Linked DNA regions of Mus musculus: all the other regions are linked to region 3. Evidence: chromatin loops called from intact Hi-C (ENCODE). Cell type or tissue: left cerebral cortex. All regions are shown on one strand. Region 1 has its middle 44 kb from the start of Gm39149. Region 2 overlaps Gm32098 (a long non-coding RNA gene). Region 3 has its middle 20 kb from the start of 2310008N11Rik. Region 4 has its middle 53 kb from the start of Gm32098.

Region 1 (8,000 bases), 270 kb after region 3:
CACCGAGAGAAAACGTCACAGAAGTGGGATTTTGCTCCAACCAAGTCATCAGGGCTCTTCCTTGAGGCAGGACAGCTTGATCAAATCTCATGGAGTGGAACATTCACACTAACCTGAATTAGGATCCTTGCTCTAGTGGATCTAATGTAAAGGATGTAATGGATCTAATGTAAAGGATGAATGTGCAGATTCTATCTCTATGCCTCACTTGTAGGGTAATAGGTACAGAGTTCGTTGCTATGCAATCCTGACATTTCTTTGTTGGCTGGTTGGGTTGATGTCTTCTAATAGAAGCAGAGTCTTTGTGGTCTTTCCATTTCGGTGTTAATCTTTGCCTTGTTTGCTTTGCAAATAAAGGACAGGGCAGTGATTATTATTACTCTGTTTTTCTCTCTCTGGATATCGGTAGGGCTATAAGGAAGGCCATACCCCCCACCCCTACATGCTTTAGATCCTAGTACCTTTAAGGTCTTTACACTGCTCATTCATCTTCTAGGGACCTAGTGAGATTTGCTCTAGGCTATATATCAGACTAGATTTCTACCAACTGAAACACTGAAATTCTTGCTCAAAGTATTTCTTCTGTGGCTAGAGAAATTCTGTAGGTCAGATCTCAGAGTCCCCAGACACTTGACCTGAGTTCCCAGAATGGGCTGTGCAGGAACAAACCTTTGCCTCTAGAACCACCCAGTCACTGGGCATCAGTGGTCTTTCAAAAAGGATTCTTATCTCTGCCCAATTCAAGAGGGGATTTTTGAGGCCATTACATGTGAATCTGGATTCTATGATTCCTATGTAAGCAAATCTACTCAGAGTCCTCCATTAACAATATTTTTGAATCTCCTTCCACTTCGGTTTCTGCTTCTTTTCCTGCTTGCATTAGTGCTACAGTTTCCGCCCCCTCCCCCCAACACACACACACACACACACACACACACACACACACACATTCACACACACTCTCTCTCACCTTTAAATAAGTTGCTACTGAAAGTAGTGAGTATATTTCTTGCGCTTTTTGTCTTAAGCTGTGGTTTCTACAGTGTGCTCACTCGGCTTTAGATCTGAGCATCCCTCTTTGGTGCTGAGCTTTCCTGAACGAACCCTTCTGCAGTTGGACCCATTCGAGTTTCCTTTGCCCCTAACACCTGTGACTTTCTGTGGTTACTCAACTCATAGGATAGGTGGCTTTTCTTCTGGTGTGCTAAGACATCATGACCAAGGCAATTTAAGGAAGAAAGAGTTTATTTGGGTTTCTGATCCCATGGGGTCAAAGTTCATCATGGCAGGAAAGCTCGGTAGCTAGTGGCAGGCATGGGGCCAGGAGCATGAAGCTGAGGGAATCTTGTCTTTAACTGCAAGCAGGAAGCAATAAGAGTGGCCTGAAAGTTGTCTGAGACTTTAAACTCTCAAAGCTTGACTCCATCCCAGTGATGTACTTACTTCCTTTAATATGGTCACACCCTGTAAATCTTCCCAAACAGTGCTACCACTAGGGACCCAAGACTTTGATCAAGTATCTAAGCCTGTGGAGGGCATTCTCATTTAAACCACTGCGTGTGTCTATTATCTATATATCTCACTATTCCCTTGAGATTAAAGTGACCTGTGCATATTATCATTTGCTATCTGTTCTATCTCCCTATTTTAAAAATTATAGCCATTCTAGAGATAATAAACAGTAACTAGATCAATGTGATATTTTAAATTTTATTTGCCTAGAATCTGATGATGCTAAGGATTTTTCCTTCAGTTTTTGTCATCTTAATATCTTCGAGAAATATCTATTCAAGTCCTTTGTCCACTTTAAAATCATGTAATCTTTTCACTATTTGACTTGTAGATGTTAAGTCTTCTGGATATTAAATCCCATTTAGATATATAATTTGTAAATATTTTATTCTATCCTCTGGGTCATCTTTTCAGTTTCTTAATAGTATTGTCTGATGTATAAAGTTTTCTGTTTTATTTGTTGCTCACGATTTTGGTACCATGTCTAAGGATCTTTCATGAAACCCAGAGTCATAAAATACCTCTTATTTTTCTTTCTTAGCTTTTGTATTTAGGTGGCTCATCTAGCAAAAGCTAATGTTTTCATACAGTAGAAGATACACTCAAGTCTCATTCTTCTACCAGGGAAAAATCAAGTTGTTCTTGCACCATTTGATGGAGAGTTGATTCTTTCCTCAGAATGGACTTGGCCATCTTGACATGATTTCATAGATACTGTGTGAATGTACCCATTTTCAGATTTGCAAATCCTTTTCACTAGCGTATATACATGCCCTGTATATACAAGTATCACAAATGTTTTGAATTCTGAGCATTTGTAGTTAAGTTTTAGATGTAAGTCTTCAAAGTTTCTCTTTTCCCACTGAGAGTATCTTAAGTACCTACAACTTTTTACAAGGCCAGTGCAGCTAATGATTAGCTTTTATATTGTTGAGATTTTTGTTAGATACTGAGTCCAGAGGACATTGAATAGTACTAGCATTTTCACATCTTAATTTTTCATTTCATAAATATGGGATATATTTCCATTAAGCTAGGTATTTGATTTCTTTCAGTAATATTTTATAGTTTTCAGTGTACAAGTATTTTACTTCCTTACCTAAATTTATTTGGGGCTAATTTATTTTTTAGATGTTATTATAAATGAAATTGCTTCCCTAATTTTCTTTTCAGATTGTTCATTTTAAGTTTACAAAACCACAGTAATTTTGTGTGCTTACTTGTACACTACAACTTTGCTAAATTTATATATTAGTCATATTAGCTTCTTCGGGGAGATGTTGGGTTTTCCATATATAGATTTTACACTGTCCCTGGATAAATTTGGTTTTATTTATTTGCTTCCAATTTGGATTGCTTCTTATTTCTTGCATCTCTAATTATTTTAAGTAGAACTAGTTGGCTGTTAGCAGCATTGAAAACAGGCATCTTTATCTTTCCCTTGACCTCAAGGGAAAGACTTCATTCAATTGTTTGCTATTGAGAATGATGCTAGTTAGATTTGTGTTGTTGTTGTTGTTGTTTGGTTTGGATTTTTGTTTTCTCATAAATGACTTTGACAATGTTGAGTGAATTCTCTTATGGGTCTCCTGTAATTTATATACCAATACAATTTTATATTACTGATTAGTGAGTGGTTCAGATTTTCCCTTCCACCTTCACATTTATTCACCCTGATTCTTTGATTAAAAAAAAAAAAAATTCCTGAAGCTTAACTTGAGGAAGTTTGCTTAACTTGCATAAACTTTCTGTTTGAAATCTTGTCTCGTGGTCATTTGCTTCCATAGCTGTGCCTGTGGACAGTAAACTCCCTTTACCGTGGAGGGGAGATTACCTTATTCATGTCCCCATTCTCAGAATCTATGAAATGTTTTCACAAAGAATACTGGTTGAGAAACAGTCTCTGATAGCTCAGCTTCTCCTCAGTGATCTTGAAACCTCTGGCTTTGCTCCCCTCTGCCCTACATCATGAGGGAGTGCCCATCCCTATCTGAAGTTTGACACGAGGCAGAAACCCAAGCCATCGCAGCAGAGGCTGTGTGGCTGCTCCAGGATGGTTACAACACATAAAAACCAAGGCTGAGGACAGCAGCCTTCCTACTTCACAGCTCACATAGGAAGCATGTGGGTGCTCACTGCTAGATTTTTTCTCTGGCTGAATCATCTTATGCTTGTTTAAAAACTCTGCAAATGGGGTACTGCTCGACTGTTTTCTTTGTTTTCTGCTAAATGAAACAAAACAAATGAGTAATGAGCAGATGATGTCTGTGCAGAGCACTGCTAGGAACTCTAGCAGGACACAAAGAACACACCCGACTATGCCTGCTTCTTCACCCATTTGCAATAAGGCGAGGAGAGGAGGGTTTTTTGGCCAGATTATATTGTAGGAGAGTGTAGTTTCTTATTGCTGCCACAAGTGCAGAATAATGGCTTACTACCGTAATGATGGCTTTTCAACCCAGAATTGCATGGTTCTGCATGGTAGATATTCACCTTACTTGCTGGGATGTTTTGTATATACTGGGCCCAGTGAGTGGCACTATTAGGAGGTGTAGCCTTGTTGGAGTGGGTGTGTCGCTGTGGGTGTGAGCTTAAGACCCTCATTCTGGCTGCCTGGAAGTCAATATTCTGCTAGCAGCCTTCAGATGAAGATGTAGAACTCTCAGCTCTGCCTCCACCACACCTGTCTAGATGTTGCTATGTTCCTGCCTGGATGATAATGGACTGAACTTCTGAACCTGTAAGCCAGCCCCAATTAAATGCTGTCCTTATAAGAGTTGCCTTGGTCATGGTGTCTGTTTACAGCAGTAAAGCCCTAACTAAGACACTTGCTAAACTCTAGGTGTCTGCAGAAATGTGTTACTCCTGCGGATTCTAGGATAATCTGCTTCCTGGCCTTGCCCATGATCCCAGTCATCTCACAATTCCAACCTCTGCTGTTCATTACATCTTCTCTTCCTCTATCTCCTGCTTCCTTCTTTCACTTACAGAAATCTATGATTGCACTGGGCTCGCCTGGATAAAGGAGGGGAAGCCTCCACTCCCAACCATCTAATTGTACCCTCAGGGTTTAATGTTGCCCCCCTGGTGATTAAGGCATGAACCCAGGGGAAACATAGGTCCTATGCTTTCAAGGATAAAACAGTCTTTCTCTAATAGAGAAAATCCCTTGCCACCCCATCCATGGCCAAGTTCATATAGCAAGCTATCCTTCCACTTCAGGATCTCTCTGCAGTGGAGTAAGAGAAGTGAGACCTGGAGAGAAGTGACTTACCCAAGATGGCATAGCTAGTAATTGGCAGGATTCAGACAGCACATAAGCTGTCTGGTCCCTATAATGCTAAGATTCAAAGATGCAGTGACTGCTGGTAAAGGGGAACAAGCGAAGATGCTATAGGAACGGGTTATTACCCCAGCCTTCTTTCATGGCCATACAAAACCCTAGCCATCCAGACATGAATAACCCTGTTTCCAGAGTTTGTATAAAAGTAGCTCCTTTTGAAAAAGCCACATATATTTGTCATCTGTGTCTTGTTACTGTCCTGGGGGAATCTAGTCTCTTATCTTTCATATCCAATTCCTTCCCTTTATATCTTCAAGTCAGCTACTCCAATGTGCTTCATAAAGTTTGAACCAACAGGGAGTTTCTTCTGAACCCAGAAGACCCTCAGGGATTTTGGAAAGTTCCAGGGCTCAGGAAACCCCATATCCCCAGCATGCTCAAGTCAGCAGATTGCTTTTCCCCTGAGTTCAGCCATTAGCTCCTGCCTTCTGTCATTTTGTGCCCACACACGGTCTCCACACAGACTTCCAGAAACAAGCCTCCTGCCCACCCTCGCCGCAGCAATGCTGCTCTCTGCTCGGAGTGACATCCCTCTCTGCCTGCCACTCCCCCCCGTGTTGTCTGACACTAACTCGAAGACTGGGGCTGGAATTTTGTCGTTGCTATGGAAGTGGGATCCAGCTCAGTCTCCCGAACTTACAGAGTGTCCAAAAACACACACGGCATCTTGCGCTGACACACCACTGACAACCTGCGATGACGGGGATGTACTTTTGAGTGTCATCTTGACAGGAGCAGGAGCCTCTATCTGCCGGCCCACACGCTGGGCCATCTGTCTCCCAAGATTGTGTGCACACCCCTGGCTCGGATCCTGAGCCTGCCTTGCAGGGGGCTCGTCCTTGCCTGGCCTGGCGCCTACAAAGGGTGAGAAGGCAAGAGTCCCCCACCCCAGTACGTGGGCTGTTTTTCTAGAGGAAGGTGAGCCAGGGAGGGATGGGAAAAGCTCAGGGCCATCTATGGCTTTAGCATTGCCAAGGTCACAGTGGACATTTTAGCTCGGTGACAGGGAGAAGAGCCAGATCGCCTGCCTTATTTGTGGCCTAAAGGCACAGCTTTGGGATTTCCTTGGCTCTTGGAAAGGCAGCCCTTTGGGGAGGTGCCAGTATTTCCAGGTGGCATGGGGAGGGCTGCTCAAGACACGTGGATTCCTTTGCTTCCTGCCTCCAGCTCCCTCTGTGGGGAAGGATGGAGGAATTCCCGGATTTGGTGGGTATCCCAGCCAGCTAATGTCACCAGTTACACAAGATGAAAATTAAGGGCCTGAAGTTTGGAGAAGTGGGATGGTGGGCCTGTGAGAGGAGAAAGGAAAGATGCAAATAGCATAGAAGAGAAATTCTTTTCATCATTTCCTATTCCAGCCAGTTCAGTCAACACCCTAGGTCCCAATTCTCTCCCAATTAGGACATGGGGCATGGGTTTCTGTCACCTAAGGTTGACATGAGATCTACCATGTTGATTTAGTTGAGAAAGGACAGACAAGCATACAGTCACAGGGCTCTGCTCCTCCCCATCCATGGCTCTTTTCATTCCTCACTGTGTATTCTACCCAAGGGCTTTTTATGCTCAGTTTACCTGCAAATGGCATCCCAGGACATTGTAATCTGTATTCTACTCGGAGATAATATCTTTTGGGGGGGATACATCTTTCTTTGAGTTTCTTTTCCCCACTTTTCTACCTGGTTAATATGGGTTCTTGGCTTTATGCCTGCAGCTCTTTCTGAGTCCTAAGGAGTCTGTTGGCTGGGCATCAGACTGGACAATGCCAGTCTCTGTGTGGCTGAGCCCTGAAAGCAGCTTCGTCCTCAGCCTTGAACTCTCCTCCCGAATGAAGGAGACCATTCCCAACAGCTATTAGCCGAGAAGGATTTGGCTTGGGTCGTCTTCTCCTAAAATACTCCGCACACACATGGTGATGGCTGTCAGCCCTGTCTAAGAAGATGGATCTTCTTGTCTACATCTGGTACCAAGGCTGTCACAGACGGGCGGTTTCATGAAGGAAGTGAAGCTTGCGTTGATCAGCCGAGGGGACTTAGATGCTGGAGAGGTGGCCAAAGGTAAGACAGGGTGATCTGAGCCAGCTGTTGTTTGGCTCAGGTCATTCCCTGGTTATCAAAGCCTCTGGGGTTGAAGGTCACGCCTTCTTATCAGGCTTTGAATGAGACAGGTTCATCCCCTTAACTGGAACTAGCTAGATAAAACCTCGTTCTAGCTAAGTGAATCTCAAAATCTACACAAAGGAGTCTTCTGGCAATTCATAGGACCTCTTGCTGCAGCAACAGCCTATCTGTAATTGACCTTTTGGGGGGATAATAAATAATCAAGTAGAAAACCTTCAGCAAAATCATCAAAGACAAAGGACTAAGAGAGTGTAGAGAGCCAGGGAAACAACTTAGCTCTAAGTCTTAACACACATCAACTTTTCAAAACTTCCCCATCTGTATTTTGGGAAGTAAAAAAAATCGTTTTTTGCTGATTTATGATAAAAATAGAATTCATTGGATATTAACATGTATTTGATATGTGAAAGCTCTGAACAATTTGTCTTGAGCACTTATAGATGACTTGACAGAAATTCTATCTAATTTGCTACTACAGAAAGGGGCTGAGTCCATCTGATTTTAGAAACTCGCGTTTCTTAAGTTTGAGATTGTTGGAAATGAGTACAGTGTTGACCAGCCCAAGTGTGACGGTCACTGGTTATCGGTCAGCAATGATTTGGAGTTTGCAATATTCCCTAGAGAATGGAGTCATTGTGTACCTCTTGGGGATCTTGACAGGTCTCCAGTAGGAGTCTTATGAGGCAGAGAAGCACCTCTACCAGGGACCTGGGAGGTGAAGGAGCACTTCTATTAGGGAGCCAGGAAGTGGAGGAGCACCTCAACCAGGGAGCTTGAGGCTACTGTAGATTTTGAGACATGTGATTTTACAAGAGGTATTTTCATGGGATCATTAATCTTAAATATATCAGTACAAAGAGAAAAGGAGAGGGGGAGAGGCAACCATAGCCCTCAGAGTGTTTGAATTCACAGCAGTAACAATGACATTGTTTGAAGATTTTACTAAGAATTTTGAAAGCTTTCTAGTGCCTATTTGAGGGGATACCTCACTGAGTACCAGTGTCTAACTGACATCTGTTGAAATACAC
Region 2 (8,000 bases), 120 kb after region 3:
AAGAACAGGAGTGTATGGAAGACTGCATCGGGGCCCAGGAAGTCCTTATTGCATCTTTTGTCTTCAGTCTTTCACATCTGCCTCTGCCATAGCATCCCCGTTTTGTGTTCTTACAGCATTTTGTAGCCATCTCATGTCTTGAATTCGCTCATTCTCTTTCCTGCCCATTAGCTGCTTTTCTCCCTCTGTTTCGTATTACCAGTAGAAAAAAAATCCTGATGAGCACATGTCCGGTCCCATCAATTACCAACTAAGGCCACAAAGTACAGCCCAGACTACAAACACAGGTGTCATGCCCTTCTTGGGTGAGAGGGCAGATGGCACCCTAGAGGGGTGAGATGGGAAGCAGTGGGTGAGTAGGTAAGAATATGTAGGTCAGGGCTGCTCTTTGGTCCTTCTAGTATCGGATGAAGATACTTCAATTGTCTGGAATACGGTTACCTCATTTGCAGCAAATTCTGAACAATCTAGGTTTTTCCATCAGAAAGACTGGATTGTGGTCACTCATTGTGCTTTGACTATTTTCCCATCACATTTCTAGTTATGCTCATAGAATCAGCAATGCTTCTGGTCTCTGTGATTGAAGAACCTTCCTGTTGTAGGGATTTCTCCTTGGGTTGACTCCCTATCTGGTACCCTGAGTGCCAGGAGGTGGGAAAGTGAGACAGGCTCTGTAGTAGGCCAATGGGTATCCACAGTCTAGAGCAGGAGAGATTTTTCAATTCATCTTTTGCATGCATGGTATCTGTCAAGTATGTGATATTTAATGAAAGCCTTTTGAGCAGAATAAATAAAGTCAGTTTACAGATGTAAGCAATTCACAGCCAAGGAGCAGCTCAAAGAGACTTTAGCTTTATTATAAATAAGAGAAATAATCATAACAATATGTTTCTCCTTGCTCAGACATTCCTATGACACCGTTTCTTCTGTTCCTGCCAGCGGTGTCTCCGGGGACTTTGATGACCTCACCTCTTGTTTAGTTTTGTGGTGCACCTCAAACAATAGCTTGCAACCTTATTTATGTCCCCTGCTTACAAGGCAGGCTTGGGTCAGTCAACCCAGGTGCTGCTGATCTTTGGTAAAGGCAAGAAGCTGGCTCCAGTCACCAGAGAGAAAACCCGGACTTCTTCCACAGTGGTGTGGTAAGGGTAGAAGGGAGATGGTCACCTTCTTCCTGCTAGCCCCAGGCTCAGCCCACTAGGCAGGGCTGGAGGCTAATGCCAATCTGGAAGGTGGCCCACCCCTGCGAACTAGAAGGCAACAAATGAGACGAAATGAAAAATATAATGATGCATATTATATTAATCATCCTCCCTTTTTCTGACACAATAAATCTTCTCTTTAAACTCGTGGTAGCGATTGCAACATCTTCCTCTCTCCTCGAAACAGCACAGATTAAGATGAAGTGATAGTGCTGTGTCAAAAGAGAGCTTTACTGCCACACTTGGGATACAAAGAGAGAGGTTAATTTATCATCGCTGGGGAGAGCTGACAGGAGAGAGATATACAACCGAAAGGGGATTTAGCACAGGGCCAAGAAACTTCACACTATTTTTACCATCTGTCACATGCTCTAATAAAGCAGGGCAAAATATGAAGAAAGGAAAAATGAACTATCAAACACTGATGTAATGCAGCCCATAAATCTAATTTAATTACTTTGCATGGAGACAGGTCCTCGAGTCTGTGTGAATATACTGGATTTTCTTGGCAACTTAACAACTAAGTGTTTTAATAACATCACACTATAATTTATTCTGCTTGAAACACAAAACCCCTTTTGTGAGAGTTTCATTTTTGAGAACTGTTAATTTTTTCGGCTAATGTCAAAACTGGCATAAATTCACATGTGAACTTGAAGCCTGACTGTGAAAAAGGCTTAGGTTACCGCATGCCTTTTTATTGTTCCACACGTCCCCTGCTTCTGCATGCATTAGAAATAATTGGTCTTTGTTGATGACTTAGGTGAGGAGAGTCGTCTTGCAATTAGATTTTAATATAATGACAAAGGGTGTGTGAGGGGGGAATCTTTGTAAAATAAAAGGAGCTAAGAAAACCCAGTGAGTAGAGGCCCTGTTCTCCAGTGAAAAAGAAAAAAAAATTCAGTGCATGATACTCTTAGAAGCAGAAGTAGGCTGTGCCCAGAATCATGAGAATCCCACACAGGACAATGTAAGATCTCAGGGCTGACCAAGACACTGGGGCTGCAGGTCTGCCCTAGAGGGAGCCAGTGGGAGCAGAAAATAAATAAAAAAATACAATTAATATTCATCATGTGTCCTCCCGAATTTGGATGCAGTTACAGAAATTATTGTTAATAATGAAAGCCATATATCAAAGGCTATAAAACTCATCTGGGCTAGGACACTATTTTTTTAGGCTCTGTTCTGAACCATTAAAGATGACATATTGCATTTGTGCGCCTCTGTGTATAATAAGATACATTTAGGTCTGATTCTAACCTAAACTGGCAATTTTGGTATTGAACTTGAGTCCTTAAATGGGGGCTGTGACATTCCAGTCCAGAGGAGGTCAGCAGAACCCATCCATTCTCCCATGACCTCACTCAAACAGGGCAGGATGGATGGGTAATTAATTTGTTAGATCATCAGTGATTCATGTTGGAAAAATACAACACAGAGGCTCTTGACAAATTCAATTGAAATACAGTGGGGGAAAAGGATACGCATCCCCCCCCCCCCCGTAAAACCTCAAACCTTAAGCGTAGAGCAAGACAGACTGTGCAGTTCATTTATCTATTCCTTCAGGATACTTACTTTATAGAAAGCCCTGTAGGGTATATACGGGGAGCACACGCAGTCTGGTAACAGAGATACAGGGATTTGGACACTCCCAGAGCTTAGAAGCCATCTGTGGAGTTTGTGGAGGAACAGGGCTGGAGGTGTTTGGTCGTGATACCTGATCTGGATAAAAACAAGTGCCTGAATTGGAAGATTCTAACAAGTCTAAGTCCCATCAGGAACTTGACCACAATGTCTATACTGTTGACTCTTTGCTCACTGCCACCAGCGATGTGGTGTATGCTAAAAGTCCCAAGCTGTTCAAAGACCCAGAAGCCTGGAAGCTGAGAGGTTACGGGGTTTTGTTTTGTTTTGTTTTGTTTTGTTTTGTTTTGTTTTGTTTTGTTTAGAGAAGTAGTTTCAAATATATTTCTCCTGGTGCTTGTTTCTGAAAGTTCAGACTCCCCAGATCAGACCTGGAAAACACTCAATTCCTGTGGTTTCTCGTTCTGTTGAATTTGTGTGGGAGAAAAATGTACAGCCTTGAACTCTGAATGAAGCCCAGTGTGGAAGCAGTGGTTTTCAGTGGTGCCATTTCCAAAGCTCTCATTGCTGTTTCTAAAGACTTCCCACGTATTCTGTTACTGACCCGCAGCTTGGAATAGTGAACATTAAAAATTAAAAAAAAAAAAATCCAGGCTGCCAGTATTTACTTATGAAATGACTGGGGAGAGCCTGGCAAACCGGCTGCCTGGAAATTAGTGCACAAATTGAAAGTTTGAAGGCTTTTTGTTCCTGGCATTTTGACTTCCTCATCTGAAAAATGGGGATATTAATACCTACCTCCTGGAGTTGTTGTGAAGATTAAGTGCCGCTATGTATGTAGAGCATGGAGCACAGGAAAGGGATGGCTGCAATTATTATTTTATTATAATTATTTAGATTTCATACCCTCCTCTTCCCCTGTCTTCCTAACTTCCCCATTTCTCTCAGTGACTCTCCTCCACTCCTCCCCTCCCCCTACTCTTCCCCCTCCTCCCACTCCTCCCCTCCTCCCACTCCTCCCTTTTCCCCTCACTCCTCTCCTTCCACTCCTCCCCTCCCTTCTCCCCCTCCTCTCCCTCCTTTCCATCCCCTTCCCCCACTCCTCTTTCCCCTCACTTCTCTTTCCCACTCCTCCCCTTTCCCCCCCTTTCCTCCCCCTCCCCCATTCCTCCCCTCCTCCCCATCTCCTTCCCCCACTCCTCCCTTTCTTTCTATGTATCCCCCAACTCTTCTACCCTCACTACCTTCCCCCTCCTCATTGCTCTCCCCCAAGCTGATTTCCTCACAGATTCTTAGGAATCTGCTTCATTCAGTCCTCCCCTCTCCTCACTCTTCCCCAGATCCCCTTATTCCTCCCTCCTCCTTTTCCAAGTTTCTCCTCCCTCCATATACAGGAATCCTCTTCCCTCAGCCTCCCCCTTCTGGCCCAGCAGCAGAATGCAACCAAGCCACTTTCAAAAATAGAAAACAAGAAAACAAAAAAGCCATCTTCAAAAGAGGAAATACAAACAAACACCAAAACAACCAATGCCATACATGCCCAAAGATGACTTAGGCTATTGTTCAGAGATGGCCCTTCCTTGGGAAGCACTTAGCAGAAATAAAAGGAGTACCACACTGCTCTGGGGTGTGAACGCAGATGCAAAGGAATTTGAATTCCCCAAAGCAGAAGAGGAATGCTTTTACAATCAAAGAGCACAAGGAGTAGGAAGCTTACCAGGAATGAAAAAAGCCAGCAAAATTGATTGTGTGGTCTCCCTTAATCCATAGCTATTAGCCCAGGTGCCCATATGAGGTGAACTTTGACCTCTCATAGAAAACACTTGTGCTTGAACTCTTGGTGCTAACCCTGCCACTTGGCACCTTTGTTTTAGCTTACTAGTAAGGATGGCATCATTTATATGAGCAGATGACAAGGGCACTCTAGACCTAAGTTGCAAGTGTCCCAGCACCTTGTGACATGGGCAGAAAGGAGATAGAAGAGACACAAAAGGCCAGCACACTCCTCTGGAAGGTGTGGGGTTTTCAGGAAACACCTTCAAATGTGCACTGGCCCCAGATGCCTCCCCCGACTCCCCAGTGGTGTTCAGACATATTGAGTCTTCTTGGTTCATCTTTGCATTCTCCTCACTTGCTTGCTAATGTGTCACTATTGAGGAACACTCCAGGGCCACCATCGATGGTTCTTGCTACTTCATTGAATCCTCATAGAAAACCTTTAGAGTAGGTTTCTCCTCTCGTACATTTCACCAATGAAGGAACTGCAGCAGCCCAGAGTGGCAGGTGATGACCTAAGCCTACCTAGCTCACAAGTGGCCAGCCTCTTCTATCTGTCCCAGTGGCTATAATCATGACCACCATCTGAGGACAGGCGACATCTACCAGGCAGGGCACACCGTTAAAGTGTATCATCTCAAGCCAGTCTTGACACCCTGACTCTAAGAGACAGGTATTGCTTTCGTTTTACACAGAAGCTCAGAGAGATACTTAAACAGGCGGTAACTGTTGGCTATGATGTGGAATTAGATGGGCCTGGCCTCCACTCATGTTCTGTTGCTTCTGTTAAATCTCTAAAACAGAGGCTCAGCAGAAACCTGCCACTCATTTCACTTGACAGCTTCTGCCCTAGTAAGTGATGGTCCGGGACCTCTCTACTCCCTGAACAGAATGAAGGGCTTATTTCTACTGCTACAGTGGTGGAGTCTGAACATAGAGATGGTTTTGCCACCCAATTAGGCATGGAGCCAAACCTCAACTAACCTCATCACTGTGGATGGGAGTGACTGATAAACACAGGGATATCTCATTTTAATAGAACCCCAAAGCCAAAGCAACCTGGAATTAGAGAAGACCTTGGGGAAGGTATATTTATGGGTTTATATTGAATGTCTGTCTGTTTGTCTGTCTGTCTGTCTGTCTGTCTCTGTGTGTCTGTCTCTGTGTCTGTTTTTCCTAGTCTCTCTCTCTCTGTCTCTTTCTGTCTCTCTCTCTCTCTCTCTCTGTCTCTCTCTCTGTGTCCATCTCTAAGACAAGGTTTCACTATTATAGCCTGAGTTGGCTTTGAGCTAAGTATCTTCCTACATCAGACTCCCGAGTGCTAGGATTGCAGGTATGTGTAACCATGCCCAGCTCTGAGCAACTGTTCTAGTATCTTCAGAACCAGGGTCAACAAATGTTTTCTGTAAATTCTGTAAATGGTGAAAGAGAAAGAGAGAGAGAGAGAGAGAGAGAGAGAGAGAGAGAGAGAGAGAGAGAGAGAGAACTTTATGCCTTTGTGGTCTGACAGTCTCTGCCACAGGTACTCAGGTATGGTGTGATTGTGTGTTAGCAACCACAGCCAATTCCTGCATATGCCAGCCAGGCTATATTCTAATGAATCTTTATTTCCGATTGCTGAAGTGTGAACTTCACGTCATTTTCATGTGTCACAAAGGTCATTCTTCTTTTGATTTCCCCAACTACTTAAAAATGTAAAAACTATTTTTAGCTCACAGGCCACATAAAAATCCACAGTAGGCTGGATCTGCTTTAGGGACAGAGTTGATACACTTTGGCTTAAAACATTCAATTATGTGTCAGTCATTAGAAAATCTACTGTATAAATCAAAACACAAAATAGTAATCTATGTTTTGTGGGGGAAGGAGGGCCCCAGTGATTGAGATCTCCAAATACATTTTGTACCCTGCACGAAGAAAGAAACATTCTGTGTTGAGGGTAGCTACTAGACCACAGGGAAACTAGACCAAGGGCCTACAGGTAGATTTCTGGCCATTTGAGCAATGTTGATCTTTTTCTGCCTTTCTTCTTTGGGATGTTTTTTCTGATATGATCCTTGCTCTACAAGGTGCTGGCTGCCTGATCTTCTGACTGGTTGCAATCTTCTCACAACAAGCCCTCTGTTCTCCTACAGAGACCCCATCCTGACTCTCAGTGGCTTCCTCTGCCTATGTCATCCAAAACTGGAAAAAGAAAATCTTGTCATTTCTGAAAGTCCCTAAGGCTGCGACCCTTTATTACAGTTCCTCACATTTCTGTGACCTTCAACCATAAAATTATTTCCTTGCTTCTTCGTAACTGTCATTTTGCTATTGTTATGAACAATGTAAATATCTGATATGCAGGGTATCTGATATAAGACCTCTGTGGAAGGGTTGTCTGACCCCAAAGGGTCTCAAACCACAGGTTGGGAAATGCCACCCTAAGTAGTTCTTGGGGGACCTGAAGGAGATCTTCAAGGCCCATCAATGTAAGATACTCAAATGTCTGAAGGAACCAGTTATTTTTTAATACATCATTTTTGTTAATTCTTTGACAATTCCATACAATATTCTTTGATCATCTTCCCATGCCCTCCTCTAGCTCCTCCCAGATACACCTTCTCAGGCCCTTATCCTCTCCTGACTTCCTGTCTTCCATTCACTGGAGCATGGCTAGCCACCAGGGCCTCACTCTGAAAGAAAACTGGCTCTCCTTCTCCTAGAAGCCATCAAGTGTTAATACCTGCTTTGGGTGGGGCCTCACAGACCCCTCCTTCCTACCTCTGTGCTCGGATGTTGACTAGCTTGACTTTGTGTAGGCAACCACAACAGCCCTGAGTTCATGAGTGCAGACGTTGTATTGGGTCTAAAACTCTCTTTCTAGTGTTCTCCACCCCGTGGCTTCTGCACGTTTCCACTCCTCTTTTGAACTGGCTCCAGAGCCTTGATACAGGCTCTGTTTCAGGATCTATGGGGGTGATACAGACTGAGTTCACCACACTGATCCTCATACTCACGGAGTCCCTGCAATTGGGTCAGCTGTAAGTTTCTGTGTTGACCACTGTCCACTTCATAAGGAAACTTCTCTGATCTCGAAAGTAACCTATTGGTATAGTCACAAATTTCAAGGGCAGTCTAATGCTATGTCCACTTAGTAGAATAACAGACTGATGCTATGAGTCTACCCATGGGACCTATGAGACCCCCAATTATGTGTCCTTGGCCAGATGTACCATACCAGGTATGCATCTCTTTTGGTGGATAAAGCCTTAAATTCAACCAGAAAGTGGTTGGTTACACCCATAAAATCCATGCTACTACTCTATGGAAATTCCCGTTATTGTTTTACTTCACAGGGTTCATAAGCAGATAAGAGGTGAGCCCCTTTTTCCATCAGCAGACTGCATAGAACCCTCTAGTGCTATGAAAGCTAGCCAAGAGATAGAAGGGCTTTCT
Region 3 (8,000 bases):
AGCAAGAGGCTGCTCTCCCATAGTGACAATAGATGGCAGTCCCATTTGGTCTCAGAAGACCCAAGGTTCTCTCTTTCCCAACGGGTGCTTCCCCAAAACCTCCAGGACTTTCCCATTCTCCAGCCTTCTGTTAGTCAAGGATCCTGTGATTCTGCTAGCTCCATAATTATCTTAGTTTGACATGGCAGGAAATGTTATTAATAGTCAGAAAGCAAACTGCATGTCTTGCCTGGTGTGGGGCAGAAGAGGGAGGTAGGAAGAGCTAAGCCGTGGGGCTGCACGTGGCTTTCAGACTGTGACAGACTACTTGAGTCCGGATGGATATGTGTGTTAGCGCCCCCGGGCAGATAGCCTCTGAGCAGGCATGCGAGGGCGGGCCAGGACTTGTAAGTGGAGAGCAAGTGATGGCCCAGAAACTCATTGTGGACCGGCATATTCCATATCTCCACTTGTGTTCACCTGGCTCTCAGTATCCACACAGCTTCTCTCCCCTACTCCTGTGAAGTCTGGGGAGCTTAATGAGGTTTGTCCTCACAGAGAATGAGGACAATGGGAGACAGGAGACTGTTGTCAGTGTAGGCGCTCTGACTCCTTGCTTCGGGAAGGGGCTGTGGAGAGTGGCCATCGAGGACCTGTTGGGATCCACCTCTTACTCTGAGATTTGTGGTCTCTGAGGCAAATTCAGACTTGAGAAGGCTTGCTCTCTCTCTTCACCCCCTACCCCTTCGTTTTCCTCCCGCTTTTCATTGCTTTGGGCATTGCATTGTTGAACTCTTTTTTTTCTTCACTAGTTCCCAGAAACTCTCGCTACAATATCTTCCTGAAGGGTGACACTCCTTTAACTGGGGATTAGGTGACACGGAACAAAAAACAAAAATCTGGGGAAATGGAGCAGAAGCTAAGATCAAGGCTAGGGAGTTAAGAAGGCTTCTGAGACGCTAGAATTCTCTTTCTGAGAACCATTATTCCTTCAGGACGCCCCCGACCCTATCTCTAGAGCCCAGGGCCTAGCTTATTTTTAGAGGCAGAAGGACAGGTGAGGAAGGATCATCTCTAGCCTTCAAAAGGGCCTTGCTCTCTAGGGAGATGATGGAGCCTCCACACAGAGCCAGTCTCTCACCCACTTCAATAGCACATGAATTCAGGTGCACTGGTAGCCGCAGAATCTGAGGCATGGAGTTAGGAGTCTCCTCTCCCTGCAACCAGGAGGCAGCTCTGCTGTATCCTCCCCGAGCAGAGCAGAAAGATCAAGTCCCCTGTTGATGGTTCTACGGGTGTGGCTGGGTGAGCCATGCTCCTGACCTGGCAACTGTGTGAGATTATCTCAGGTGAGAACTCTCAGACATCAAGAGACAGCATAATGATTATGGCCCCGATGATGGAGTAACTGTGGGAATCACCCTAATAATCCCTTAGGGGTGTGTCAGCCTCTCAGAGGCTACAGGCGCTTTCATGAAAATGAGCTCATATAACCTCAGCCTACTTCTGTAGGCGGAGAGATCTAGTGGGTCTTGCGGAGTAGTTATGTAGGGAAAACTGAGGCACAGGGCTTATACTGTCCACTCTGGCCTCTATCACTGAGATACTTGAGTCCTGGAAAAGTGATTTTTTTTCTTTTATGCTAATGTCCCAATGTGGGTTAGTGACATATACAAAGACACAGATTCATGGGTATGCATGTATATACATAAACACAGACACACACACACAGACACACACACACAGACACACACACACAGACACACACACACACACACACACACACACACACACACACACACACACAGAGACACACCCCTGTGAGTTCCAAATCCCAGTAGCCTTTGCTCCAGCATACAGTCCCGAAAGGCTCACCCATGTGTCCCCTCCCAGATCCCCTCTCCCCTCTCCTGTGCTGGCACCCATTATTCACCAGCAACAGGAAGCCAGCGGGAACAAACATACCAGGGAAACTGGGATGCCTTTCTTTAAAAGACATTGGTGTGTGCCACAGCACAGGGACACAAGCTGTTGTGTGGCTGATACATTCTGTCAGTGTCCTGATCTGCACTGGGTCAATGGTTACAGTAGGGGAATTTTCTAAAACCCCTCCTCCAAGGACAGCTTTGCCTGTCCTGCCTGGCAAGTTAGGCCACTGTCACTCCAGGCAATTGGATTTCAGGGGCCAAATGGGAAACAGGAAAGCAGAGGGTACTTTCTGTTAGCCGAGCCTTGAGCTTCCATCTCTGCTTCGTCATTTCAGCAGGCCAGCAGGGAAGAGTGGGGGCAGGAGAAGGGGGAAGGCGGGGAAGAAGAAGAAGGAGGAAAAAACCCACCAGCCCAGCTGGCATTAGTTCAGAAAGCTCTCCAACTCACACATCTGGTTCTTATATTTCAAAGTTAATTAGTCATATTGAGGCTGTCTGAAGATAAATTTATCATCCAGAAAAAACACAAACAGTTTGAAAAATGAAAGGAAGTGAGGTGACACGGCTTGACGTTTAAATAAATCATTTTAACATGATTAAAAAACTTGTCCTGTCTGACACCCAGCACTTGGGTACTTTGTAAAGATTTTTTTTTCCTTTCCTCTTTTTTTCCCCCTCCGACAAAGACAAGTCCCTGCTTGGTCTACAAAAGCCCTTACCATTCAATTACTCGGTACAATCTTTGGCCAATTGCTTTTCTGAGTGACTAGCAGGGCATACAGCCCACAGCTGGCCCTACTCTCTGGGCTGGCAGCAGGGGGCCTGGGGTATGCAGTGATTATCCCAGGGGGAAAACTTGGAGCAAACATTAAGGGCTTTGGGCAACTGGAGGGCTTTCCTGAGTGAGGAGAATAAGCTCCTGACGGTGTCCTCTGGGCCTCGGCTGATTGAGCAGGAAATCCATCCACGACCCGAAGAAGAAAGATCTTCCTGCAATGCCTGGACCAGATGTGTCCTGTTCCTGACACCCCATCCCTGGGCATGTACGCCAGCTTGGACTCTTAGGTTAATGGAATTAGGATGGAGACTTTCTCTGGCCAAGCTAGAGTGGGCAGTGGCCAGATGGGGTGGTAACAATGTAAGACACCACGAGCTTTCCTGCACTGGTTGTTTTAGGAACAGATGGGAAAACCTGGAATCCAGCACTCTATACATCCAGAAACACCATGGTCCAGTTGACTCACTCACGCGTCCCTCCCTGTGCTGGGCCCTGTCAGCGAACCCACCTTGTGCTCTTTGCAGAGGTTGCTGGCTCCTGTCCTGTCCAGTGACTGACAATTCTCCCCTGTCTGCTGAGCAGTGCGAGCAGATCCCTGGGTGGCTGTCTCGATGGTGCTGGTGGTATGGCAGGCGTTCTTGATTTGGCAGAAGAGGGTGGGGCAGGCTAGGGTTTTCCCTAATCCCAGGAGAAACTAGTCCGTGGGGGCATTTCTTCTAGGTGGCTTCTCCTTGGATTGTGTTCTCTGGGCAGGAGAGGTGTGATATAATACAACTCGCGAGCGTTTTCTCCTATTAGCAATTTGGTCTCGTCAGTTTTGTTAATGGGATAACAAGAGGTGCTGGTTATGGTGCAAAAGCCTCATCGTGTTGGTAATTTTCACTGTAACATGTTAGCAATCTGTCACTATTTGTTTCCAGCAATACTGGCACAAGCCTGCTTACAACGGGGGCTTTCATTTTCTCTCCACATTGCCAGACTGTTCTTTCTGTCTCTGGCTAGGTAGCTTCCCCTATTTCGAGCTGTCTCTGTCCATCTGGTTCTGCAGACTTCCACGTCTGCCCATGTTTTTCCCTCTCACCTCCCTGACAGCTACTTCTAAGCTTGCATCAGAGGGAAACACCATCTTCGGTGACCTGTGATTGTGGAATTCCGGAGCTAGGAGCCCCGACTGTCATTACCGCTGTCGTCTGTCAGAGGGAGGACAAAGGTCCGGAGGAACAGGGTCTTTCCCTAGGTGTCACAGTTTAGATGCAAGGTCAAGCTTCATGATTTCAAGCCCACCATGCATTTCTTTTTTTTGGGGGGGGGTAATTGAGATAGGGTTTCTCTGTGTAGCCCTGGCTGTCCTTGAACTCACTCTGTAGACCAGGCTGGCCTCAAACTCAGAAATCCTCCTACCTCTGCCTCCCGAGTGCTGGGATTAAAGGCGTGCGTCACCACTGCCCAGCCAGTCATGCATTTCTAGACGCATTTGTATGAAGAAAGCCCGGTGGGTTCAGAAACTAATGTTTCCCACTGGGGATAATATCCTGGTGAAGGTAAAGTCACCGAAAGGCTCTTTTACCAAGCTCTTCCGGGAAGGACCCTTTAGCCAAGTGATTTTCTGGAGAGATGCTACAGTTTTAGGGGCCTGCCTCTGGGATCAGGAAGGAATCTTGAGTGACTCTTGCTTGGCTTCAACCATGGTCACCTGTTGTCCTGCACAGCAGTCCTGGTCATACATCGCTGCTTCTAGTCCTGCAGTTTGTAAGTCCTGTACCCCTGCTGTACCCCCCAGAAGTATTCTACCTTGCCATGTTCATTGCTGGGGTGGCTAGGAAGCCTTCATGTTGGAAGCATTCCTCCCCATAGCTGGAATCCTAGTATATGGAGACCAGAAGACTTACCCCATCATGTTAAGATGACTAATTCTGAGGGAGAGGACTCCAGTTTGAGTCCTAGATCAGCCATTAAATCATTTCAGGACTTTCCTAGAAGGGAGCCTTTGGCCTTGGTTTCTTTAACTTTAAAATGGGGATTGTTTTTTTTTTTTTTTAATAGTCTGCTCATGGACTTTTAGTAGGGAGGAGACAAAGGTCTGTACAGTCATGCTGAATGCTTGAACCCACCAAAGAACTATGCTATGAACCAAACACACAGCTTGTTACCCAGGAGTGGTAAGGTGATACAAGTCCAATCTCTGACTGTCTTCAGAGCAGTCCAGGGGGAGAAGATGCCTGTACAGTCACAGTCACTGTGGAATCAAGGGGATTTGTTTACATGGACGGTCAAGAGGAGTCTCTAGGTTAGAGGCGTTTAGAGCATAAGATGGATATTCAGATTTCTGCAGCAGGAAAAAAGAGAGTGCTTGGACGTGAGTGTTTAAGGCTATCCCAGGATTGCTCATGTTCCTTGTGTCCAAACCGCCCTGTGAACTGTCCAAAGCTTCCTTGATTGCTTCCGATAAAGCTACCTGCTGACTCTGAAATCTTAAGAGTAGTCTCATCACATGTCACAAAATAACAAGCATGGTTCACAGAGGAGGGCAAGTCAGTAAAGACATCCTGGAAGGGACTGAATGCTTCCTCAGAGTCGCCTCTCCACCCTGCCTCCTTCCAAACGTGGCATGGCTGTAGTATTAGTACTGAGCTGGCCCAGCCCTCATCTTTGTCTGTCCTTAAGGTACTCTAGCTGTGAGTTCTGCCTGCCTGCTTGCCTCTGAGTTTCCAGACTATGGTGTGTGTGTGTGTGTGTGGTTACATGTACATGTGTGTGAATGCAACCCTACCATATCCTTCCATGCACTCTAATCTCTGCTTTGTAAATTGGAAGGTTGAGGTTTGAGGCCAGGTCATTTAGCTTCTGTGGGCTTCAGTTTCCACCCACAGTCCTTCCTGTGACCAGCCCATGCTCACTCTGTACCTGGGACCCCTGTAGCGGAGTGTCTGGAGCGCGTTGACTCCGGTGTTTCCCTCTCATGAGAGAAACGACCTCTTTTTCAAACCATTCACCCTCGTTAGAAAACAAACTGCCTTGCTGTTTATTTCTTCTTCTGGAGATTGAGGAAGGTGAGGGCGGGGCCCTTCCCTCCTTGAGTCCTAATGTCACGCACAGCACGTGTGCTGTACCCACCTGTTGGCTGAATGTGGAAGTCTGCATGGAACGGCCATTGATGGCTTCCTCTAGTTGCCTCTCTGGGTTTCTGTAAAGGTCACTAATGGTAGCTGTGGAAGTAATTTGAAAATGTGCAAAGAAATATGCCAAGTGTAAGCTGTTAACATTCCTCTCCCAGGGGAGGCAGAGGATTTTTTTTTCTCTTTTGCCAAAATATCTCAGTTGCCTTGAGGTTGAGCCTGGCAGAAACTGGACCCCTCCCAGGTGTGTCTCTCCCACCTACACAGGGACACTTTGAGCCAGACCCTGGCATCTCAGGGGAACTTAATTCTCTTTTAGGATGGTTCTTTTGTGTCTGTTGTCACTCCGGGCTGGACTGGGAGACAGTGGGGAAGAAAGATATTGCGGGGTCTCTGTTCCTAAGCGAGTCACACTTGAGGGGTGGACAGAGGCAAGGCTGATGTGCAAAGGAGGACATTTTAATTTAGGCATTCCCTGGAATGGGCCCAGAGAGTTTAGGTGCTGAGGCAGTTAGGGGGAAGCAGGGATTCACCCTGCAAAGAGGAAGCTGACAGAACTGTTTGGAAGAGTAGGTTTACCCTTCTAGGAATGGGGTGAGATTTCTTAGAGCAGTGCCCTTCTCTGCTTTATTGCTCATCAGCACATGCATGCACACATGCACTCATGCACACATGCACATATGCATGCATGCACCCACATCATTTCCCACAGGTGCCTTTTTAGGCAGTTTTTCTTGATCACCCCTAACACACACACACACACACACACACACACACACACACAAAACTTTAAAATGTCTAAAATTTGAAAGCCATACTTTATTTTGTATATGCAACAGCACTACAGTAGCATATAATAGAGTGATTTACTGTTGATCTAAACACTGGGCCATTTCAGGTTGTGAAACTGGCCTCCCTAAACGCACAAAACAAAGCCTGCTTTTCCTAAGTGGGTCAGGGCGACGGACAGATGTGCTCTGATTTCTCTTGTCTAAGTTCTAATGCACTGATAGCCAATGGATGACAAAGGAAGCCCAGCTTTGACCAGCACCATCAAAGGAAGAACTCATGTTGGGTTCTTAGGAGGAAGCAAAAATAGTTTCTTCTGTGTCAGTACTCAAAAAGTTGAATCCACGTATCTATAATGAAATATAAAAAAAAAAAAACTATGACAGAAAAGAAAAGCTTTATATTGTCTTTCGTGGCTCATGTGTCCTTGTGCCTGCATTCCACCCTTCTTTATCAACATTACTCTTTTTTGGTCTCCTTTCTAAATGTTAGAATACACCCACCTGATGCCTATATATATGTCATATACATATATACATACATACATGCATAGATACACACCTACCTACATAATACTTGAATATATACATACATGCATACATATGTGCATCTATTATCATGTATGTATATACATACATATTATACATTTTATAGACTAGGGTATGAGGGAGAACATATGGTCACCTTGCTTAATATTGTGTTTTTCAGGTCCATCCTTTGTCCTGCAAATTTCATGATCTCATTTTCTTTATAGCTGAGTAATATTCTATTATATGTGTATGTATGTGTGTGTATGCACACACATGTGTGTATGTATGTATGTATATTATTATTATTATTATTATTATTATTTTCCTGGAAACAGGGTTTCTCTAAATAGCCCTAGCTATCCTGAGACTTGCTCCATAGACCAGGCTGGTCTCAGACTCAGAACACTCACCTGCCTCTGCATCCCGAGTGCTGGGATTAAAGGCCTGTGCCATCATATACCTGCCTTACAGATATTTCTTTAATTGTTCATGTGTGATAGCAGATATAGCAACAATAAACACGGATGTACAAAGATCCCTATGCTAGGACACGGGGCCCTCGGTGTGTGCATCCAGGAGAGGAATGGCCTGTCCCATGGCAGTTTTATTTTTATGTTTTTGAGGGACCTCTGTATTGATTTCCATAATAGCTTTCTTCATTTGCACCCCCACTGGCTGTGAACAGGGGTTCCCCTTTCTCCACATCCTCCCCAACATTTGCTATTCATTTCCTTGATGATGTATTCTGGCCTGGATGAGGGGTTATCTCAAAGTAGTTTTAATTTGCATGTTCCTCACAGCTGGGGATGCTGACTGCTATATAAGGCAATTAGTTACTGGCGGGCTGCACTTCTTCTCTTGAAAACTGCCTGTTCATTTC
Region 4 (8,000 bases), 52 kb after region 3:
CATCCTAACTTAAACGTAACAAGTTACCTAAATATTCCAATCTGCAGGTTGTTTTTATTATTTTTTTTAATCTGTAAAATTAGTAATATCCATTATGGGCAGGGTTCTCTAGCAGGTATTTTTATTTCTTCTTAGAAGTGGTTATTAGTTTTGAAAGCTTAACGTTATATAATGAACTAACTGAGGCTTGTAGACGGTAAGTCATTTGTCTTTGGAGGTATTATTTATCTAGTGTCCATCAACACTGATATTTACCTATTGTCCATCAACGCTGAGACAAACCCAAGCCTGTATGACTCTGACATCTGATTATTTTCTACTTCATCATCCTGGGTGTGTGGTGAAGAGAGAAATGTTGAATTATGAGGATTAGAGTCAGAGTGCCCAGTGCATGCTCAGCACACAGAATTGTAGGTGTTATTATTAATTATGCTTAGAGAGGCTTATTTACTCCTATTAATTAGCATTGGGAAAGTCTTGTCATGTGATACCCATCAGGAGCCTTGTTTGGAAATTCCCTGATTGGCAAAGAGTAGAAGATCAATAAATGCTTGTGGACATGTCAAAGATGTTGCAGTTGATGCACATTAAAGGCCTGATGTCATCTGCATTGGTAACTGGATGCTGTCCTTTAACACTCTTATCACAAGCACTCTGTTCTGCTTCTGAAAGCTCTGAAAGGGATTTTATGTTAATTTCTGAGAACTTTATAAATTATGTCTTGATTGCATTTATCCCCTCTTCCATCTCCTTCCAGATATATTCTCTATTTCATATTCAATTCACTTTATATTTTCACTAAAAAAACCCTATAGAGTCCCCTTAGTGCTGCTTATCTACTCTTGGGTATGTGGTCATCTGCTGGAGCTCGTTAGACATACGAGGGACCACACCTTTAAAGAACGCTTATGCCTCATTTCCTGGCAGCTTTCAATGACCAATAGTTCCTCAGCTATAGATGGCACTTCACCTTCCTTTTCTACCTCCATGGAGGGATTTTGTGTGGCTTGAGTTTCTACATTCTGTTACATTCTGCTAGGAGTTCATAAGCAAAAGCTGTGTTGCTGTGCCCAGAGAACAATGTTGCCTTGTAGATATTCACTGCCTCTGGCTCTTGAAGTCTTGTTACCTCTTCTCCCATGATCCCTGAGTCTTGGGAGGAGGGATATGTGATATGGATATCCAATTTAAGACTGAGGACCCCACAGTCATTTATATACGCCAATCAGTAATTGGTCTCTGTGTTGACTACTGTCTACTGCCCAAAGAAGCTTTCCTGATGAGGTCTGAAAGATGCACTAGTCTATGGGTATAATGACAAGTCAGGAAGCAGTGGTTGTAGGTTCTCTCCTAGGACCTAGGACCTATCTAGTTTTAGGTTCTTAGCATCTATAACTATGCCAGATATGGGTTCCATTTTTGTGAACTGGACATTAAAATCGATTGGAGAGTGATTGGTAGCTTCTGTGTCATTGGTGCCACTATTGTATCAATGAGCATGTTTTTCTAGGTTGATTACTTTTATAACTCATAGAGTTCATAGCTGGATAAGATTTTTTAACCTCTAATTTTTTATAAATATTTATTTGTACACCTTAACTTAAAAAGTATAAGTAGTTTGGGGGGGGGGAAATCTCAAGCTAGAAGAGGTAAAGTAGTTAATGAGGATCAATAAATCTTTTGTGTATGCTTTCATATAAAAATAAAAGTGTTTGACAGCTGGATAAGAGTGGCAACCACTTTCTCATCCAGCAACATGCGTAACCCCTGTGAAAAGCGTTACTGTGAAAGCTAGCTAGTGAGGTTAAAGCTCCCACGTCAGTAGCAGCTTGATTTCTCCATGTTGAGGGGCTTAAGTACGTGATGTCTTCAGCAATACGGTCTCACTATGACGTTCTGAAGGATAACCAAGAACAATGGCAGTCACCAGCAGTATTTGAGGATCACTGGCCAACAAGTCCTATAGTGGTAATCCATAGGCTATTCCCATTTCTTGGCTATTGTGAATAGAGTGGCAACTTTTATAGTCCAAGGCAGGACAAGTAGCTGAGAGGTGGTGAGTTCTCCTTCTGCTATGGAGAAGTGGGATGATGCCATACCAACTTTCTATAAACAATAACCATAAGCTCTAGACAAAACTTAAAAAAATTTAAAATCCAAGTACTCACAGCTATTGATTTTAGAAGATTCATTAGCTAAAAGGAAGAGTATGAGATAACTTTTCTGGTTATTAGGAGCACATCTGAAGTTAGCATCGCAAGGGGTAGCTAGGTCAAATTCCCATAGGAAACCTGTGGTACCTCTGGCTTGAAGAAACAGATGACAGAGGTTTGGGCAACTAAAGTTGCTAAATATAAACCCTGTGCAAATCTCTGGCTAATTTGAGGATTAAGTGCATATGGGGCACCATCCAAGCAGCTCAGCTAAAGATAGAAGAACTGAACTGAGATTTAGAGAGCCGCCAATGAGATAGTTTGTCACCTGAGTCTTCTATTGCTACAACTACAGCTCAATAATCTTCAGAAAATACAACGGAATTCAGAGGAGCCACAACACGATACTCACAATGTCTAGAAAATAATCCAAAAATTTAATACAGAAAGATCAAATGGATGCTGAGGAAATACAGTCCATAAAAACTGGTTATTTAGTCCAAATACTGAATATATACTCCCTAAGATAACAGAATGTATGACTCCAAGGAAGACAAGATGAAATCTTAGTGGAGACACAACACACTAAATAAAACTGCAGAACAGAATGTTAGAAGCAAAACTGCAGTGAGCACTTAAGAAGGATGGCTATGACATCAGAAGATTCTGTGAAATTACAGAGCGAGGAGGTAAGAGTTTCTAGGCCTAAGAATAGAAGAGAACAAACAAACTAATGAGCAGCATCTCAGACACTGTGAGACAAAGTCAGAATGTCTAACACATGCTCAGTGTTGCAAAAGCAGATCAGAAAAAAAAAAGAAATAATAAGTAAAAGTATACTGTACAAATGACAAAAAAAATCACATGTTATACATATAAAATGTCACATGTTACACATATAAAATGTTACATGTTATACATATAAAATGTTACATGTTATACATATAAAATGTCACATGTTATACATATAAAATGTTACATGTTATACATATAAAATGTCACATGTTATACATATAAAATGTTGAAAATGACAAGTAGGAATCAATCTACACAGATTTCCCAAATTTGATAGATGGCCTAAGTTTACATATTTAAGAATTTTAGTGAGTCCAAAGCAAAATATACATGTAGAACATCATGCTGTGCAGCCTCACAGAACAACTGTCCACAAACTTTGAGAAAAAAAAAAAGAGAACTCTTGAAAATCTTGAGAGAAAGGGTGTAGTAAATGTAAATCAATAATCTACTGGGGTTCAAACCACGATGGAAGCCCGTATCCAAATGGATGTATGTAAGAGAATAAAAGAGACCAGATTACATCCAGTGTGAATATTATTTAACAACAAAGATAGCAGAGGGACCCTTTTTGATTAAGCAAGATTGTTTGAACTCGGAAAAGCCCCTCAAAGGCCCATATGCCAAAGGCTTGGCCTCCAGCTTCTGAGTACTGGGAGCTGCTAGAACCATTAAGGTGTGAAGCACAGTGGGAGGAAGTTAAATCATTGGGTATGTGCCTTTGGGGGACACACTGAGATATCCCTGTGTCTGTCTTTGCTCTTCTGCCACCATGAGGTGATTAGACCTCCTCCAACATGCACACCCTACGTGCCATACTGTGCCATCTCAGACCCCAAGCAATGGCGCCATGCTGACACACAGTGACCTCTCTGAAACCGTGGACCAAGGCAAACCTTTCCTACTTTCAAACTCATTCATCTCAGGTATAAATGGAATGCTAAGCCACCCACACCACAGCAGATGTTGCAGAACGCTTCAGATTCCGAGAAGAAGCTACCATATGGAAAAGTAGGTCTTCAGGAAGAAAGAGCATCAAAATGGTAAGTAAATACCTGGTATAAATAGAAAACAGCATTTCTTATTTCTTTAAAATGCACATACCATTTTATAAATTATAATCATGTCTTGTAGGGTTTTTGGTACAATTGATGTGCTGGATGATAGACTCAACATTTGCAATGGGGTGAAGTGGTCCAGGGGCTGAATGAGTGGCAATGTTTTCTTATATTTTGCATAAATAGTACAATATTAATTCTCAGAAGACTGTACATTTTAATGTCTAGAGAAAAGAAGATTGATTCATTGAAGGAGCTTATGTGGAAGTTGCTTATGGTGATCTCAATGGCAAATCCTGTTGATTAATTGCTTCTATGTAACGTTGTAAAGATAAAAGAAATTCAATGAGAACAGCCAATAGGGAAACAGGCGAAAGGCCCAGAATTGGCACAAGACATCCCAAGACCAAGTTTTCAGCACAAAGGAGATTTATTTGCTCTAAAGGAACAAAGGGAAGGAATAAGAGACAAAGACAAGAGATAGAGACTGAGAGAGAAAAGAAAGGAACAAGGGTGATGGGGAAGGGATATTTGCTCTGGAGGGACAAAGGGCTGCCTCTGGATAGAGAGGAGACAGATCTGGCCTAGAGGCAAATGGTACTTTATAAAGAGAACAGAGGAAACCTGTGTTAGGATGAATTGCTTTGTTTTGATTGGCCATGTTAATTAGGTAAGCCAAAATGGGGCTTTTGATGCTAGATTTCCATACTTTGATAGCTGGACCTTGGTAGCTGGCCCTGGGAGTGAGGGAAGAGTGAGGGGGAGGAGGAAAGTAGCCAAATAAGGGACTAGATCTTGGTGGATCTTTAGGAATTGTTAGCTTTAGGAATGTAAGGCTCTTCCTCCTTTAAGTTGTTTTCCTCAGGGTAAGCAACTAAGGCATGAGGGTCAAATCAAACCAACTCTGGGGAGTGTGGCGGTCTCTGATTTTGTTTCATGCTATGATGTGAAAAGTGTCGTGGTATAAAAAGGTTGTGGGGCTGAACATCCCTTGACACAGAGTGAGAATACGAGGTTATCTTCCTGCTTGGCACTTTCTGAGCTGTGTGCCTTTAAACAAGTCACTAACCTCCTTGAGCCTTAGTTCATTATATGAAACATTGAGTAGTGATCTCCACCAATGCTCCCAAAGGAAATAAACTCTGTTTTCTGAGTTTATTTAGTGCTCTGATTAGAAGGAGGTGGTTGAACCCTATGGTTCCAAGTTGAGTCTTAGGGAAAATGAGTGATGACATTTGTCCAAAAATCTTTGTTCTTGGTTAGGTTCTGTTTTCTTGTGTGGTATAAATTGGCAGAGTGTAGTAACCATCTTTAAATTATAGCTCTGTGACTATAGCTCTGTGTCTTTGGACATGTCTCATTTTCCTCACCTGATCTGGGCTCAGATAATATTGGCATGGCATGACAGGGGTGACCAGTTGTCATTATTGCTTCATCTCTGAGTGGATAAACACATTTATGTGGGCTTGCCAGCCAGTGCCAAGGAGGAGTGGCTTTGCAAATAGTTCTCATTTTGCCTTAGAGAAACACCCACCCTTCCATGAACAAGCCTGCGTAATCTTTCTTTGAAGACATGATATAGTTTTGGTATTTTTTTGTGGACATGTCCAAAATTAATTGAATAAATAACCCAGAGCAAGTAGGAACCTGTATGGCAAAGATGAAGGAGCCACAGGATGGAAAGATGCTAGGTCTCCATTGCTGCTTGAAAGAGAACTGCACTGCTCATTAGGGATACCGTTTAGAATTAGTATACGTGTCCGATACATTATTGTTTTGTTTGTGTTATCACACATTTAGTGTTTTCTTTTATAGCATTAGCCAATTTCGGAAGCACAAGTCATGCAAAGCATCTGGCATGGATCAACTGTCACTTATTAGGATTAAAGAAGTTAAAGTATTCTTCCACTTGCAAACAATGTTCTTTAATCAGATCTGATGGCTACATCACCCTTGCCAAGGCCGAATTTCTGTCATCCATTCCTGTGATTTTTGTTTCTCCAGTAGATGAGGCAGTGGTAGCAATACAATATCCCCCCAGAGGCACTGAGGAGTAAGAAGGAAGGAAGGAAGGAAGGACAGAGGCGAAAGAACTTGGCTAAGAATTTCCAAAAATAGCAGACGACGGCTGAGCTGGGCACGGGGCACCAAATTCAACTCCAAAGCTGTTCTTGAAATCAGTGAGGAGTTTGGAGCCATTATTAGACAAGGAGGCTGGGACATTTGCTTGGGCAGAAGCTGTTTCTGTTAGAGCCCTTCTGTCATGTCATTTAGACGTTCTGTGAAGATGTGTCTTTGACTGTGAAGGGCAGCCTTAGGATTGGAGGATGTGGGGCCATATAGCAGCAAATATCCAAACTCAGCATCCCTTACGAGCAAGGGCTCAGTGGGATAGATAGTGTTTCCTCTGCATCTCAACCCTTACACACGGATGCCCTGCCTTTTCCCTTTCTTACCTCTCCTTACCCAGATCATAAGGCACCATTGCAGGGGCTGCTGATTGACTTCTGGGTTTCTGGTCCAGGAAGTTCTGAGGGCTACTTAAAAAGCAGTGCTTCCTGCCCTTGAGGTAGGGCCCTGCTCCTCTCCCAGAACTCAGGCATCTCTGAGAACTCCAGAGCCAATCAGGCTGATAGGACATGACAGCAAGGCAGCATTCCAAGCCAAGTCCCAGAATGAAGTCCCAGGATGAACTTGGAGTGGGCACCACCGGTGATGAAGGGACATAGAGAAATAGAAATATCCATACTCAGAGGAGACAGGGTTCGGGATGTCACAGAAAGGGGAAGGGACTAGCCAGCTTCTGAGAATGGTGTCCAGAGGAACCCACTTGGAGTAAAGGCAGAGTAGACGCTGGGAGGATGCCTGCCCTGTGCTGGTTGGTGCATCCTGCCAGGCCGTTCCCGTTCTACCCTCACCCCCCCCCCCCCCCGCGTGATGGTCAGCACAGCCAGCTGGCTGATCTGCTCAGCACATTTTCCTCCAGTTCTGTTCAGCACAGTCTTCCCTTCAGCTCAGCTCGCTCAGCACATCTCATTCCTGCCTGACCCAGACCCCTTGAAACCATTTATTTCTCTTGGAGCAGAGGAGTTTGTGGTTGGTCGTGGCCTCTCTGCCGATACTTACCAACAGAGCACTGTTTCTGTCTTGCATCTCTCCCAGGGATTGGACCAGCTCAACCCACATTCCAGAGCATCTCCTTCCAATGGTTTAGTTCTGTGCTGCCTGGAGTGTTCAGAGCTTGTCCAATCCACACCTCCTGTTCTAGCACACTGGACCACCTTGCTTTTGTTAACCCAAGGCGCTGATGTGTACCCGTTCTCTCTCTCTCTCTCTCTCTCTCTCTCTCTCTCTCTCTCTCTCTCCTTACAAATGGCTCTGCAGCAGCCCTGGGAGGGCTCAGCCGCACCAATCACGTCTCCATGGTTCCTTGTTAGCTGCACTCTAAGCAGGAAAGTGACTGGGCCTGACAATATAATTTACATTGCTGTATAAAACTATCTGTGGAAGCCAAGCTAATTTGTGCCAGATTAGGCTATTTGTCTCAGCCACTGTCTCGCAGCACAATCTATCAGAGGGCTGTTTTCAAATATCGCTTTTCAAGCGTGCCCTTGAGAGGCAGAAATTGATTGGGATCTTAGAGAGCAAAATTACAGCAATAACTTAAAAGAAACAATAATTACTGAATCATACCAGTGTCAGCACTCTGGAAAACACGAAATAGCCATCAAACCCCAATCCAATATATTCTGAAGCGAATTTATTGAATGGAAAAAGCAGTTGAGTGAGGGTTTTTTCTCCTCCCCCCTCCCCTTTCCCTGTACATATGGTTATCTCAAAACCGCAAGCGAATGAGTCGATAATTCTTGTCACTGACTGCTCCATTTTCGCCAGGCAGAGGAGCCCCATTAGCTGCCTGCTGCCGCACCCGGCTCCCTCTCTCTCTGAATCCTTTCCCCTCGCCATGGCCGATTCATTTGCTAGTCTCTGCTCT

Evidence for each region. Hi-C counts contacts between places; a loop is a spot of excess contacts. Peaks named below come from ENCODE experiments on the same cell type or tissue, not always from the same donor. Only the 100,000 strongest peaks of a DNase experiment are listed, where the experiment ranks them.
Region 1: it touches region 3 in a loop (2.3-fold over the local background); 2 of 42 quality-filtered maps call a loop at or near these places.
Region 2: it touches region 3 in a loop (2.2-fold over the local background); 2 of 42 quality-filtered maps call a loop at or near these places.
Region 4: it touches region 3 in a loop (7-fold over the local background); 3 of 42 quality-filtered maps call a loop at or near these places.

What each region holds. Positions count from the first base shown.
Region 1 is chr8:26,531,621-26,539,620 of GRCm38, reverse strand. No RefSeq gene overlaps it. Among named protein-coding and RNA genes, the nearest start is that of Gm39149, 44 kb to the left of the region's middle. In left cerebral cortex, a CTCF peak has its summit at 3,934; DNase peaks (open chromatin) are centred at 3,641, 5,431 and 5,965.
Region 2 is chr8:26,683,507-26,691,506 of GRCm38, reverse strand. All of the region lies in intron 2 of Gm32098 (a long non-coding RNA gene), which reads left to right. Among named protein-coding and RNA genes, the nearest start is that of Gm32098, 11 kb to the left of the region's middle. In left cerebral cortex, CTCF peaks have their summits at 2,185 and 4,216 (motif pointing left); a DNase peak (open chromatin) is centred at 4,214.
Region 3 is chr8:26,799,961-26,807,960 of GRCm38, reverse strand. No RefSeq gene overlaps it. Among named protein-coding and RNA genes, the nearest start is that of 2310008N11Rik, 20 kb to the left of the region's middle. In left cerebral cortex, no CTCF peak of the experiment used is centred here; DNase peaks (open chromatin) are centred at 2,992 and 3,592.
Region 4 is chr8:26,747,743-26,755,742 of GRCm38, reverse strand. No RefSeq gene overlaps it. Among named protein-coding and RNA genes, the nearest start is that of Gm32098, 53 kb to the right of the region's middle. In left cerebral cortex, no CTCF peak of the experiment used is centred here; DNase peaks (open chromatin) are centred at 3,901 and 7,110; H3K27ac peaks cover 1,233 bases.